Linked DNA regions of Homo sapiens: region 2 is linked to region 1. Evidence: read pairs that join two places in POLR2A ChIA-PET (ENCODE). Cell type or tissue: GM12878. All regions are shown on one strand.

Evidence for each region. ChIA-PET counts read pairs that join two places held together with the same protein. Peaks named below come from ENCODE experiments on the same cell type or tissue, not always from the same donor. Only the 100,000 strongest peaks of a DNase experiment are listed, where the experiment ranks them.
Region 2: POLR2A ChIA-PET joins it to region 1 with 5 read pairs; 3 of 35 experiments call an interaction of 5 or more read pairs at or near these places.

Annotation. Positions count from the first base shown.
Region 1 is chr14:72,178,685-72,186,684 of GRCh38, forward strand. All of the region lies in intron 2 of RGS6 (regulator of G protein signaling 6), which reads left to right. Among named protein-coding and RNA genes, the nearest start is that of RGS6, 250 kb to the left of the region's middle. In GM12878, no CTCF peak of the experiment used is centred here; a DNase peak (open chromatin) is centred at 4,083.
Region 2 is chr14:72,492,254-72,500,253 of GRCh38, forward strand. It overlaps RGS6 (regulator of G protein signaling 6), which reads left to right. Exons shown (of 18, transcript NM_001204424.2): 13 at 2,899-3,009. Among named protein-coding and RNA genes, the nearest start is that of MIR7843, 21 kb to the right of the region's middle. In GM12878, no CTCF peak of the experiment used is centred here; no DNase peak of the experiment used is centred here.

The DNA.
Region 1 (8,000 bases):
GGGAGGTACTGACGCATTACTGACACCTAGGGATAGGCTACCTAAATTGCAGGGTCGTGGACTATGACAAAACAGAGTGTTAGTAGTGAACATCTCAGGTAATACCACATAACTTTTTAAAGGGGAAAGGTCTTCCTAATTTCTATAAATAGTTCAAACTTTCAGACTTAGAATAGTCCTGCACTTGTGGCAGTGCCCTCATAGATCCAGAAAGAACTGATGTTATCTGATCTTGGGGAAAGTCCCCGCCTTGGGTTTGTAAATATCCTTACTGACGGTTTCTAGACATTTATGCACGACGTTTTGTCATGTGGGATCCAGCACATATTTCTGACCTGGCGAAAACTAAGAATATCTCAATCATAAAAATAACCAGAAAATCATGAAACAGAAATCTGGCCCAAGATTTTCTCTGGAAAAGTAAGAAGCTGCTTTGAAAGGTGAAAATAGACCAGTGAGCCCCCGCATTGGAACAGATTATTCCAAAAATTGTGAGCAAAGGTCTTTTTCTGTATTGTGCAAGTTAATCTCCTTTGCCCCTTTTTGTGGCTGAAATGCATGCCTAATCTGCATATGAGTGCCTGCCCCAGGTGGGATGGGGCATGCTGGGATTCCTAAAATTCAGCTGGCTTGCTTGAAGAGGGCTATCAGGCTAGATTTCATGTCTCAACAATTTCTAGCCGGTCTCCCTGAGCTGGCAAGCACCGCTCAGTTTATAATAGTGCCTGGCACATGGTAGGTCCAGTGTTTATTAAACTAACAGATATTCCCAACAGGTGTGGGCAGCAGTGCTGCTAATTAGCAGTAACATAGCCGCATGGCAGGGACAGGAAAGGGGAGCCTTCTGTGTGTCCCTACTATATGCAATGTATGACTCCAATCTCAAAAGAAGCAGAGAATACTCAGCCAAATATTTGCATTGATTCCTGCCAACACCATTTTTTTGTGATTTGTATGTTCCCTTCCCCACCCCCCACCCCCTGTACTGTTAACTTCATATTTGAAGGGGGTTATACTTTTAGGTTATTTGTGAATTGAGTCAGCTCATGTAACAGTGATTCTCAAAGTGTGGTCCCAAAACCAGTGGGATGGGCATCACCTGGGAACTTGTTACAAATGCAGATTATTGGGTCCCACCCCAGACCTACTGAATCAAAAATCCTGGAGGTGGGTCCAGCAATCAGTGTTATAATGAGCCTACCAGATGATTCTAATGCACATTGAAGTTTGAAAACCACCATTGTTTAAGGATCACAACAAATCCAACAGCACTGTCAGAAGAACAACTCCTTATTCTAATGGGTCAGGTGCTTTCTGTGTTGGCTGTCCTGCAGAGCATCTCTAGTGATAGTTGTATTTTCAGGATTAGAGGTGCAAAACTAATGGGAGTTTAAGAAGGAAGTTTGAGCCTTTACTGCTGGGAGAATCACAAGCCAAGTTTATTTCTCTTCCATTATTTGTATGGTAGCTAAAACTGCCAAGGACTACTGTGATCCATTGAAACATCAGTGTATCACATCTCTTCTTACATCTGAGCTGGCATTTTGGGTGTAGTGCTTCAGTAACAGTTGTATTCCCAAGCAAATAAAATCTTAGCCACCAGAAATCTTGAGTTGGACTAGACAAAGGCACCTCTCCAGATAGCAGCTGTTGTTGGAATTGAATATAAGAGATGCTTAATCAATGTTTGTGTAATTGAATAGAATGGGAAATGAATGGCTCACTCCAAACTTTATACAAGACAGATGAAGGCAACTTCGATCTTAACCTTTATGATACATAGCATTTTGTACTACCCTTGAGAAAATCTCAGTCTTGGGTTATCATAGACTCAATTGGCTATCATGGGAAATTCTGTCTCAGTGATGCTCCATATCTATTTAATTGAGGTTTATTATCAATTTGAAAAATGGAAAATTCACCTCACATATTTTAAATAGCCAAGATAGCCAGAGTGTATGTTGTGGTTTCAATATGTCCCCAAGAGTTCTTGTGTTAGGAGCTTGGTTGCCTTTGCAGTAGTGTTGAGACGTGGGGCCCTTGGGAGGTGATTGAATCGATGCTGTTATCATGGGAATGAGTTTGCTATCTTGGGAGTGGGGTCCTGATATAAATGATACATTTGGCTGCCATTTTCTCTTGTTTCATGTGCTTGCTTCCACCTTCCCCCTTCCACCATGGGACAATCCTCTCCAGATGCCTGTGCCATGCTCTTGGACTTCCCAGCCTCCAGAACTGTGAGAAATAAATTTCTTTATAAATTACTGAGCATTCTATTATAGCAGCACAGACTAAGACAGTGTAAGAAAGCTCTTATATTATAACTCTCTCCTTCTATTTGTATTCAGGTTTTCTCTTAATTCTGGAAAGTTTGGGCAGCAGCTGGGAATGGGAATTTATTATAAGACATCCCTTCAGTGTCTCTACAGAATTGCTTTAATTAAAGTACTTTGCTTTATTTGTCCCCATTTAATTATAATTCACATCAGAGAAAGCTATTGTTAAAATATTTTGGTTAGTTCAGTGTGGGGAATGGGATTTTCCATCCCTTGACCTTCATGACTCAGTAAGGAGCAGGTAAAATAATTTTCTTTGCTGGGTGATTATTATGCCTCAGGGACAAGTCATATTTAAGACCTGATAGTTTGATTCAAGCTCTCATAATTGCTGTGCAGACAGTGTTCAAAGCCAAAGTCTTCCTGATCATAAGGTGCTGAGAGGACATTCATTTTTTGCCATCATTCAGAGCTCTGCAAGAGAGCAAATTGCTTGTTACTTAAATGTGTTACCTTTGAAGAATAAAAATCTGAATTGACACTGCTGTTATTTGAGCCTTCAGGTGTAGGGACTTGGAGCACCTATGTATACCATGGAATGTGGCTTAACAGGACTAAACTGATTCCTTCTGCATAATGTGCTATATACTGATTTGCACTGTATGGAGTAAAACCTCTTCAACCATATTTGAAAGATTGATATTTACTCTAAAAAGCCTATACCTTGATGATATGGTAAAATAATCAGGTTCTCTATAACCTTGAATACTAGTAAGCTGTTTCTTTGCCTTCCTAATAACATGAGGGTTTTTAGTTTTTGTTTTTAACCAGCATTTGAGTACCTACTATGTGCCTAATAGAGTCAGAGTGACGCACATTAAAATTAACTAGAGTTACCAAAAATTTGTCCTTCTTACACAAATATGCAGTGACAACAGAATGATTATCAGTAATAAATGTATGTGCACTTGCAGATTACTAAGTGACTGATTTACCACAAAAAAGGAAAGGAACATTACTTAGATTTGTTGCTGTCCACTCCTTGTTTTTCATTATGGTTCAGTTTGGATTTTCACCACAATTCAGACATGAAAACTATTCTTTCCATAATGAAATCAGGTGTGAGGTTTTTTTTCTCATTCTTTTCTTTAGAAAATGTATAGCTTAGGCCAGGCGCAGTGGCTCACGCCTGTAATCCCAGCACTTTGGGAGGCCGAGGTGGGCGGATCATGCGGTCAAGAGATCGAGACTATCCTGGCTAACATGGTGAAACCCCATCTCTACTAAAAATACAAACACATTAGCCGGGCCTGGTGGCACACGCCTGTAGTCCTAGCTACTCAGTGGTACATGCCTGTAGTCCCAGCTACTCGGGAGGCTGAGGCAGGAGAATCGCTTGAACCCGGGAGGCGGAGGTTGCTGTGAGTCGAGATCGTGCCAAGAGAGACTCCATCTCAAAAAAAAAAAAAAAAAAAGCAAGCAAGAAAGTAAGAAAGAATAGCTTATATTTTCTATTAACTCCAACCAAGCAAAATTTAAAATGCTAGGTTGCACTCCTTGCACTCCGTAGTGCAACCCAATAGCACCATGGCTTTTTAATTCCCTGAGAGAGAGATGGTGGACAGGGTGTTCTGGGAAACTGCTGACAGTAACATCTGTCCATACCGAAAGTCAAGTGAAAACTTGGTTCACATGAGAGCAAATGAAAATATGATGTTTTTAAAGAGGCTGGGAAAAAGTCAGAGAAGTGCTCCCACTATTTTAGATGAGCTCAGCAGCAAGTTTCTAGTAGGTAAGAGGGAAAATCCATTGTGGGGAAATGTGCCAATGACTGTTTTTGGTTAAAGGTTTGAATGGGCACGATTTAGCAGAACTTTACAAAGCTGTGTCTTGAAGAGCTTTGGAAAAACATTTAGTGTTGTTGTCGTTGATGATTTTTTTTCATACTCTCTGTTGTTCAGGTTATATGTGACTGAAAGAAAGAATGATGTAGTTTGAGTTACTTCCATGACCCACCCCGGGCTAGCACCTCCTTCAGCCACATGGTAAGGTCCCAGAAACATTTGATAGAGACCACATGAAAGTAGATGCTTATGCAGATGTGACTTTTGAAATACATTCTTCCTGGCTTTCAGATGTGCTATTAATTGCAGGTTTAAAAGCCCTTTTTTGTTTGATCTGATAAGGTAGGCTTACTTTATGTCACCTTAAAATGAGGTTAAGCCAAGAATTGCAAGATATAAAGTATTCAATGACTACTCTCCATTTCTGCTGGGAAAAAGACCATCTGCTTAGGTAATTGCATTGTAATACTCAAACCTGGCTGAATTGCTTCTGTCCCTGCAAACGTCTCTTCTGTCTTTTACATTCACAGTCATATATCTCTCCTGCATGTAGATCCAAGACCCAGTGTAGCCTTTTGTATAATTTGTAGGATTAATAGACTCTGGGTCTGGCCTAGTACTTATATTGTAGGTCTATAAATTATCATAATAACATAGGTATAATTGCAGGTAGAGTTTTATATCTGGGTCTGCAGTGGTTTGATCATTGACTCACTGAGAACAATTATTAATCTTCAACTCCAAGGTAGGACACACAGTTCCAATTGGTACATAAATAGTACATACATTTACATTACAGCAGGGGGACATTGTCTTTGAAAGAACATGAATAATACGTTAAACCTGGAAGCTGGGAGGGGGACATACAGTAAGTGGGAAAAGAGATATTGCAGAAAGTTTAAAAACAGAGAAGAAGAAAATAAAATAAATACCAAAGCAAGCATGCTGATATCTTAAATTAGGTGCAAGGAATTCTTTTTCCTTCTGTGCCTCAGAGCTGCCTCTATGTGGCCATATGTGCCTTGAGGGGGAAGGAGTATAGTAAGCTTTGGGAATGATGATTCTTCATCTTGCAGGATGTAGTTGCTCGTGTTGGCTCAACTCAGGGTAAATATTCTAGATGATTGATGTATGAAATCCTAATAGTATGCCATTTAGGAGTTTGTTTACCATCAGTCTCCACATTCAGACTTTTTCTTGTGGGTTTGAATGTTCTGTAGTTTCTGTAATATTGAATTCAAAGGTTTGCTTTTGATTGGACTTTCCTAATTAAAAGCAAATTTATTGTCCCTACACCTTGCCTCTACTTAGCCCAATCTCACACACCCTGTGAGGCTTTTTCCCAGATGTTATTTCTCCTTCTTGAAGCTTCTTATAGGCAGAAACTGGACCTCATTCATCTTTTTATCTTTTACAGTGCTCTCGCAAATATTTATTGAATAAATAAATGACATAATTTATACAGTCTGTGAGGCTTACAAATACCTTCTTTAAGCTATTAGTAAAACAAAAGTACTGGCACAAAGTGATTTCTTGTTCATATAACAGAAGTATTTTACTTTCAAACACACACACACACACACACACACACACACACACACACACACAGAAAGAGGGAGAGAAAGAGAGAGAAGCCCAACCCAACAAACCACTTAAGGGAAACCATGAAAATGGTATCTTTGTTGAGAGTTAATGAGTTTATAGTTAATTTATGCTTTCCCTGGAATACATATTATACTCATTATGTACAAGTAAACTATGACTGTTTTTAAACCTATCACAGATATTCCAGATCTTAAAATGCTCTGTTTGAAATAAAAGGCAGAAGGGGGGACTTGGGCATATTCCCTTATAGTTATTCTTGTGTCTCTTATGGAATAGATGCAAAAAAGTCTAATTTGCCTTTCTGTCACTTGGCAAAGTTTATTATTTGCTTAAGCACAAGAAGATAAATGTTTTATCCTACTGGCAAAAAGTATTGTTTGCACAAATGTAAAATTCTGTTAAATGTATTTATATGTATTGTCTTAGTCAGGGTTCTCTAGAGGGACAGGACTAATAGGATAGATAGATGTACATATGAAAGGGAGTTTATTAAGGAGTATTGACTCACATCATCACAAGGTCAAGTCCCACAGTAGGCCATCTGCAAGCTGAGGAGCAAGGAAGCCAGTCCGAGTCCCAAAACCTCAAAAGTAGGGAAGCCAACAGTGTGCCCGAAGGCCCAAGAGCCCCTGGCAAACCACTGGTGTAAATCCAAGAGTCCAAAAGCCGAAGAACTTGGAGTCTGATGTTCAAGGGCAGGAAGCATCCAGCGTGGGAGAAAAATAAAGACCAGAAGACTCGGCAAGTCTAGTCCTTCCATGTTCTTCTGCTTGCTTTATTCTGGCTGTGCTGGCAGTTGATTAGATGGTGCCCACCCAGATTGAGAGTGGGTCTGCCTCTCCCAGTCCACTGACTCAAATGTTAATCTCCTTTGGCAAGAACCTCACAGACACCCCCAGTGACAATACTTTGCATTCTTCAATCTAATCAAGGTGACACTCAGTATTAACCATCACATGTATGTTTCTATTTGAGTGTTTCTGTAAATGACATGCTTTAGTTTTTGACAAGTCAAATCCTACCAAAATACCCTCATAGAAAACTCTTGATGAGAGTAATGGTTATATCCAAGTCCTCTCAATAACAAATTTATTTCAATCAATATTTAATATCACAAAATAACAGTATGACAAATGAAGGATAGAATGTGGTTAACTAGTGTAGAGTGTGAATTATTTGGACTGGATTGTGAAGTAGATGTAACTGATACTCATGGATGAACTTGCAGTAATTATAGATAATAAAAAATTACCAGCCAAGTGCTGTGGCTCATGCCTGTAATCCCAACACTTTGGGAGGCTGAGGTGAGCGGATTACTGAGCCCAGGAGTTCCAAACCAGCCTGGGCAACATGGGGAGACCCCATCTCTACAAAAAATGTAAAAAGCCAGGTGTGGTAGTGTGTACTTTTATGTAATCCCAGCTACTCAGGAGGCTGAAATTGGAGGATTGCTTGAGCTTGAGTCAAGGCCGCAATGAGCTCAGGCCACTGTACTTGAGCCTGGGTGACAAAGACCCTGTCTCAAAAAAAATTATAATTCGTACATAATTTTTTCACACATCAACCACTTTCCTAACAAGTCATTGATCCTCAAAATAATCCTGTGAGTATTATTCTCTTCTATGTAAATGGAGGAACTGAGTATCTAATAGGTGATTGCCATATCTAGGCAGCTGGCGTGGAGGGTGTTGAAGATTTGAGTCCGGTGCCTTTGACCCCAAAGCCTATGGCTGGAGATGCCTGCCAAGGCAAAACTGCCCTTACCAAAGCAGATTTTATCAGCTGATCCCATTTCTCTCTCACTAAACTGAGTCCATGAATCCTTCTCAATGTAGACAAAATCTGTCTGCTATCCTGACCTATGTTATTTCTAAGTGTATTTTGCTGGGCATTAACGCAGATGGAATACAGCCGAGTTTGCGTAAGTTCTGTATAGTACACCACCAAGCACCTTAACAGGAGCCTGCAAATTGCCCTTGAGGGAGGTAACTTTTAGCATCTGAGGCTTTGATGTGTTTATCTTCTCCAGGAATTTTGTTTTGCCTCCTTTGGGAGGGGAGAGGTCTTCTGCTAAGCATCTACTTCCTTTATTTCTTACTGCACAAGAACTTCGGTCTAATTGGCCAACTTTGAGTGTGCTGAGGTGACCTATTTCTGTCTGGGATAATAAAAACATTCCAGATGACTGACGCCTTTTACTGGGGACAATTTGACCTGATTCTAACCCTCCTGCTCTGCCTGCCAAGGAAGATGATTACTACAGGCCTTAGTACCG
Region 2 (8,000 bases), 310 kb after region 1:
TTGTGCTTAGGTTCCATGAAGAATGGGAAGCCTTGTAGAAATGTGATTGGACAAAAGGGTGTGATCTACTGGTAACAGACTGAGGGGAGGAAACCCAGCAAGGCCTGTCTGTTCAGATTCTTCTTAGTGTCTCTGAGTAGCATTCCTACCTCCCAGGTAGGACCTCTCTGGAATGAGGGTTTTCAAGGGAGAAGGGAGCGAGTGACCTTTCTAGGTTTTGTGGCTTGCTTTGCAGGAGAGGCATTCTAGTTTCTATGACCCACTTTGGCGAAAAAGAATTCTTGTTTCTATGACTTACGTCGGGGGAGAAAAAGGGATGGGAGACGGGGGCAGGAGAGAAGGTGAAAGCCTTGGCTTCTGAGGCCCTTCCATTCTCCTTTAGTTCAAAGTACTCAGCATGCCAACATACTATACTTTAGGGTATCATGTTCTGAGCCCCAACAGACCCTCAGCCCCTCCCCGACCCTGCTCTCAGGCCTCCAGGAGCCAGACATATATACCCACAGGCAAGAGACTGTCAAAGTACAACCTGTGGGCCAAACCATACTCCATTCTGTTTTTGCAAATAAAGTTTTATTAGAACACAGTCACACGCATTCATTTGCAAGCTGTCTATGGCTGCTTTTATGCCACAGCAGTAGAGCTGAGTAGTGGCAACAGACACCATCTGGCCCACAAAGCCTAAAATATTTACTATCTAGGCCCTGCAGAAAAAGCTTGCCAATGCCTGCCCTAGGGAAAAATAGACGCCCCAGAGGAAAGACTCCAGATCCCTCATTTGGAGCTCCCATTAAAATACTGGTAAACTTCCCTATGACAATGAAGCCCATCAGTGACAAGCCCCATCCACACGCCCACTGAGCCGCCAAGCAGGTTTCAGTACCTCAGTCTTAAGTACAAATGGATGTCCAAAGATTTTCCAGACACTCCAGGAAGGCTCAGCGTGAAAGAGTATAATCAAAATAAACCGACAGAAAAAAGGAACTTGGAAGAACCAAAATAATTCAACAACTGGAAGAAACTTACAATAAAAGTATAGAACTCATATTATCTGAGAAATGAGAAGGTATTTCATCCATAAAACAAGAACTAGACACTATGATAACCAAAAGTGAACTCTGAAACTTAGAAAGTAATGGCTCAAAATTAAAAAATAAATAAATAGTTAAAAGAGAGTTTAACAAAAAGACAAGGAGATGAAAAATGGGAGGGAAAATAAACAATTCAGGATGTCCAATATTGAACTGGAAAAAAAAATATAGGACAAGCAAACAAAGGAAACAAAGGGTTTAAAATTAGTGATGAATACTATAAAATTCCTGATAATTATTTTCTTATCTATCACACACTGTGCCCAGCATAGTAAATAACAACAACCAGCAAGGGCCATCATGAAATTGCAGAACACTCTAGCAATAAAGAGATGATTCTAAGTTGACAGAGAGAAAAGAAACTGAACCAAAGAACGAGAATCAAAATGGATCCAGGCTTCTCAATAGTAACACTGCATACCAGAAAAAAAAAAACATGGAGTGATGCCTACAAATTTCTAAAGGAAAGAGATTTTTCACCTAGTGTTCTATGTCTAGCACTATCAGTCAAGTATGGAGATAAAAGCATTTTTAGACTTGCAAGGATTCTCATGCATCCTTTATTACGAAACTACTAAAGGATGTGCTTCAACACAATCAGGGAGTAAAAGCAAGAGATAGACATGGAATCCAGGAAACATGGGCTTTTCAACACAGAAGTGAAGGAAGTCCCAAAAAGATCATTTTCCATCAAGTCTATAGAGCAAATGATCCAGTTTCGAGCAAGAAGACTAAAGACTTCAGGAAAGAGGATCTCTGGGAAACAAGAGGACAGAACTGCTCAATTATTTGATGTGTTTAAGGTATAAAAAAATGATTGCTAGATGTTTTACAGGTTTGTTAAAACACTTGCTTGGAAAAAGTAGTATGATATTTAGCTGAACAGCAAACAATTTTTATCTAGTTTAATAATGTTACACTGACCATTGATTTAACAAAAATTGTAACACAAATCTATTTGGAGGATCACGTAAGAAAAGGAGGGAGTTGAGGACTGGTGAATAGAAAGATAAATTCTTGTCTAAAATAAAAAAATCAGGAATAGATATAAAAGCGTATAATTTAGAAATATATAGGTAGCTTTTAGAAAAAACATAAGGTGGAAAGTAGATGCCTCTCTGAGAAGGGATGGGAGGAAAAAATAATTGCTTTTGCTTTTTTAGTATATATAATCATTTGGTACTATTTTATTATTCTAACTATTCACATACATTTTGATAAGAATAAAAATTAGTCTAAAATAAATTATATCAATCTATAAGATCAACATATCTATTAGATCATAATTATAACTAGAAAAGTTGCTTTTTTGGAAAAAAATGCAAATGTTTACTCCTTGTGGTCTGCTGATATTTAAAAGTCTTTATCATAAGAAAGTCCTTCCGTTGGGAATGCTGAGCTGGCAGTCTGGTGGAGCTGTAGTGTCTTTTGTGTGTTCCAGATGCCTCGAGAATCAGTCTTTGTGGGAGGGTGGAACACAAACAGTTTTGACCAGTGTATTAGTATCAGTAAGGCTAGCATAACCAGGGAGAGATGCACCAAGGTTCAGGTAAAGAATCAAGTGAGGAAAAGATATATAAAATGCATGTATATATCATGGCTGCAACAGTGCAAAAATGGTATGTTCGTTATAAGAAGGAAATAAGGACAAATGAAAACAGTTTGATGTGTCAGAAGTGGGAGCGGAAATAAATTTTTTCCTTTAATTTAGAATTATGTGAAGACTGCTATAATGTTTGTGTAAAACAGAATAAAGGGGTTTTCTAAGGAAATCAGTGGCATTCTTTGCTCTGCCTCCCTCCTGCAGTTTAATTGCCTACACGGAACAATATGTGGAATATGACCCTTTGATAACACCAGCTGAGCCATCCAACCCTTGGATCAGCGATGACGTTGCTTTGTGGGACATAGAGATGAGGTAAAAAATGTTTTAAGGTTTGGGAGTGGGATGAATGTAGACAAAAATCCATGAGATCATGAGATTACCTTATATTCTATCTTAATTTGACATTTTTTATCGCTAGAACAGAAACCCCTCAAGTAGCCTCCCAGCTGAGTTCTACTTACAGTTTCTACCTCCTTATAGCTTTGATTTGTGCATGGATCCTTTGTGGCTCCCCTCTGACCCTTTGGATACCATGATAACTGAGACAGTCCCTCACCATTCCCTAGTTCTGATTGCTGGAAGAAAAGAATCTGTTGTTCCAATTTTTTTTCCTGTTAGACAGCAACAATAATGATAATAGCTGGCACGTATTCTGCATTGGCCACATCCTGCAGTAAGTGTCTCTCACTGAATCCCCTCGACAGGTAAACATTACTATTCTCACCACTCAGCAGTTATGGAAACTGAGGCACAGAGGAGTTAATGAACTTGCCCAAGGTCATACTGCTAGTACAGCAGAGTTAGGACTAGAACTCAGGCAGAGGGCTCCAGAACCATGATTTCATCACTCTGTTCTTCTGGAGTAACTGCCAGCAACGATTCCAGCCAGTTTCTCCTTCCCTGTGAGGGAAGCCACTGTGTTTACTTAAGAGGGGAGGAACCAAAGCCCAGAGGGACTTGGACCACTTTCAGAATTACAGAAGGAAACACACAGACAAAGCTAGTGTGGTGTGCCTTCACACCCCCTGCACCTTGGCTGGATGAATTTTTATTTCCCTTTTCATGTCTCTGTCACTCACATTGTCTTTCACTTTTGCCCCTTTTCTGGCTGCTTTTCCTGAAATGGAAAAAATCTTATAAAAATAATAAAAGTCGCAGATGCTCATTCTAAAAAGTTCAAATTATCCAGATGTGCATAAAGAAGAAAATGCTCTCTTCCTCCAACCCGATTTCACCTTCCAGAAAGAACCTTTGTTTATAGTCTAATGCTGTGGTTCCCAGAGTGGATCAGAGCACCCTGAGCACTGTGGGGAACTCACAGAGTTACCACTGGATAGTCCAAATTTTTTATGGAAACACAGCGATGGTTGACACATGGCAGATACTGCATAAACTACTAGCTTAAGATGGTTCAGTTTCAACATTAGAGCACGTTACATCCCTTATGATGATACGCATCTTTGCAAATCTGGCTTTTCGGAGCAGTCACTATGATAAAAAGCAAGAACTGCACAAAAATTAACATGGAATAAGAAATAGGGACGGTAAGTTCCAACCTAATTCCAAAATTTAAGAAAATGCGTAGTGCCCAATAGGTGCATATTGTAGTTATTTAAGAATGAAAACAAAATTTTCAATTTATGTGTCTTTCAAACAGCTACTAAGTTGTTAGGATACAAATACATATTAAGTTGATTGGTCCTAGCCATAATAAATGACACTGTTAAGTATTTCTTTTGGCCCAGGGGCACTGTGAAAAACTTACTGAGACGCTAAGGGTACCATGAGCTCAGCAAATTTGGGAACATCTGATTTAGTGTCTATTACTTTGGATTTTTATGCACATATAACATTCTATCCTTTTGTATAATTGGGTTCAATATATATACCCAAATATGTACATATATATATATAGTCCAATAATTTTTAAATTAACAATAGGTCGTGGCAGTCTTTCCATGTAAACACATATAGATCCACCTTACTCTTTTTAATAGCTACATACTATCCCCTGGCACCGGTGAAGTAAGATTTATTTTACCAGTACCTGGATCATAAATATTTAGCTTATGTCCTCCTTTTTTGCCACCATAAACAATGATTCCGGGAACATCTTTCTACACAAGTTCAATTATTTCATCAGTATATATTTTCCAGGAGTAGAATTCGTAGAAATGGTATGCATATTTTAATTTTAGTTCGTAGGTCCAGATTCCTCTTGAGCAAAACTGTAACACATCTTTTTCATTCCCTTAGCTTAAAAGTGCCCATTTCCCCACATTCTTACCATCCCAAGCATCATCAATCATTTTGTCTTTGCAAATCCAAAAGGTTAAAATAATTCTCATTTTACTGTTTTGTTTCCTTGTTAATATACTTGAGAATCTTTTCACATGTTTATTAGACAGATTCTAGCAATATGTTTTGCTTTGGATATTTGGATATAAAACAGTCACATTTACTTGAATCATATATTTTATCTTTTTCCTGATATATTTCTGAATCTCATTCTTTGTTCTTGTTTCTTTTTCTCTTCCCTGACTTTTACTTTATTAATGTTATATTAACTTTGTAAAAACCCTAGTTTCTATTCTAGTTGTATTAACTTTTAAATGTTTTAATTAAAAACATCATCGATTTAAACAAACAAGAGTGAAGTATATAAAATAGTGAAGTTACCTTTGCCTCCCTTAAATCCCATTCTTCCCAGAGGTATGTTAACTTGATATATTTTAAACCAACATTTTTGAACTTGTATTTCTATGAACATTTAAAGAATAACTAGTATATAGTACGTATCTTCTTTCTAATATTTCTGATGAGCCCTAGGTAGTTCCTTCTAAGTCAAGAACTTAACTCTTTCTTTAACTCAGGATTTTTTTTCTCTTTTTTAAAAATTATTGCTGCTTTTTTTCCATTCTATCCTCACTTTTCAGGAAATCCTTTTTTAAGAAGTCTGGGCCTCTGGGATGGAGTTGCTACATCTTTTATATTTTCTCTATTATAATTTCCATCTTTTAGTCTTTTTATTCTATATTCAAAGGATACAATTTCCTGAATTGCTCTTCAGAATCACTGCTTTGATTTTCACTGGTGTCCATTCTGTGATTTTATACTTTAGAGAGTTTTTCTTTTCCCACTGAGTGTTGGGAGAGTGGTTGATAATCAAGCTTTTCATTTCCAAGACTTCTTAATACTTCTTGGACTGTTCTTTTCTTAGTAGCCTGCTCTGTTCTATTGGTGTTTATCATGTTACTCCCCCTGGAGATGTGATATAGATTTTTTTCATAGTTTATATTTTTTCCATATTTTCATATCTCCTCTCTATTTCTGCCGCTTAGTTTTATTCGGGGTTATTCATTAGAGAATCATCATTTCTGCTCATTGTTTCATTCATTCCTCTGGTCACTGCTCAGAGCAGATCATTCTTTTTGTATGCCCAGCTATTTGGAAGACTGCTCATTTTTATAAATGAAGGTCTTAGCTTTCAATCCTGCCATACATTAGAACCACCTGGAAGTTTCTAAAAAATACTAATGCCTGGTCCTCACACACAGCCAATTAATTCAGAATTTCTCACAATTGAACATTGTTTTTTAATCTCCCCACATTTTTTTTTAAATCTCCCTTTTTAAATCAGGGAGATTTAAAAAGTCTAATGTGCAGCCATGGCCTAGGACTCTATCAGTAGCTGGTGAGGGTGCTCTCAGTGATGGTATGGGCCAATGGTTCTAAGCCATGCTGTGCATCAGAATCACCTGGGCTCCTCTTTAAAAATACACGCATACTGGGGTGGCTCTGGGCGTCTGCATCTTGAGCAAGCACCCCAGGCGTTCTGAGGCACACGACAGTTTAAGAAGTCCTGGTTTGGTTCACGGAGTTCCCCGGCAGGCTTTCCCCTGAGCAGTTCACACAGGAGCAGGGCTGCACCTGAATGTATGAATGGATGGGCATAGATCAATTGCCAAGGTTCCCCTCTGGGTCCCGGGTATGTGGTCCAAGAACAGATTAAAAGATTGGGCCCTCTCTTACAGTGAGACAGGTGGCAATGGGAGTCTTGGGGAGGTAGACCCCCACCCTTCCTAGTGTGACATCCCTGCAGCCAAGTGTTCTACTCTGTGGGTCAAGCCCTGATGGAGTTTCTGATGTCTTTCTATTTCCTCGCCAAGGTACTCCCCAACAAGTCGACTCTTCTCCCTCCACTAATGGGTCTTAGGGGAACCCACTTGGATCTGCGAAAGCCAATGAGAGGTGGGGAGAAAGCTAATGTGTCTTTAAAATCTCCCTGGTTCCCAAGATGTTTTTTCTCTGTGTGTGTGCTGTGCTGGCAGGAACACAATCCTCTGGCCTTACTGTCCATATGAGAAGCTGGCCGGGAAACATCCCCCTTAACTTAGCAAACCCTTTTGGCCATGTGGAACCTGATCCATGTTCCTGAGTTGCTTCCATATGCCCCTTGTCTGATGCCACCCACTGCCTCCACTTCCAATCCTGCTGCTCAGAGCTCGGGGTTTCCCAAGGCTTCTGTTGGGGACACTCAGCTATTTTCTTCTCTGATGCCTCCACTGGAATCGTAGGCTGCTGTCGATCAGATATGTCACAAGTTCAGTCTATGTGCTTCGTGCCTTCCTGAAATTTCTCAAAGCTCTCATCTGCTGATAGGAAATTTCTTTGCCTCTACATACTGTGTTTAGTTTTTTTGGGGTTTTTTTGTTGTTTGTTTGTTGTTTTTTTTTTACTTAACTGAGCTCTGGGCTTTTGCCTGTTCCCTCCTCGTTGGCCACTTGTCCCCCAGATCCTCACATGGCTGGCTTCACTTCTCATTCAAGTCTCACTCAGCACTGGTGTCCCTTCCTCAGAAGGGCTTTCTGTGACCACCAATCTAGAGTGGCCACCTCATCCCTCCAGCTGTTCTATATCACATCCTCCTCCTGGTTCCCTTTCTAAATAGAATGATTTCAGCGCCTAGGCCTATCTGGCATACAGCGGGCACCGTGTGGGCTGGAGGGAGGATGGATGAACAAGTCATTCTTTATTTGATCGTTTCATTGGTATTTGGGAAAGGAGGAGAGGCAAATGTGTGAACCTAATTCACAATGATAAAATGAACTTCCTCTTTTGTTCTTGAAAGTCAGCAAAGAAGTATGTAATCATGTAGGAAAATGGGGTCGCATGGCCTATTGGTTTATTCCAACCTATTCAGCACTTTTTCCCCAAGGAGGTGCTACCTGCCCCCTACTACTCATGCCCTGGTTCTACTCCTGTTGTTCTAGCTTCGACTCTGAACTTCATGCCTAATCTAG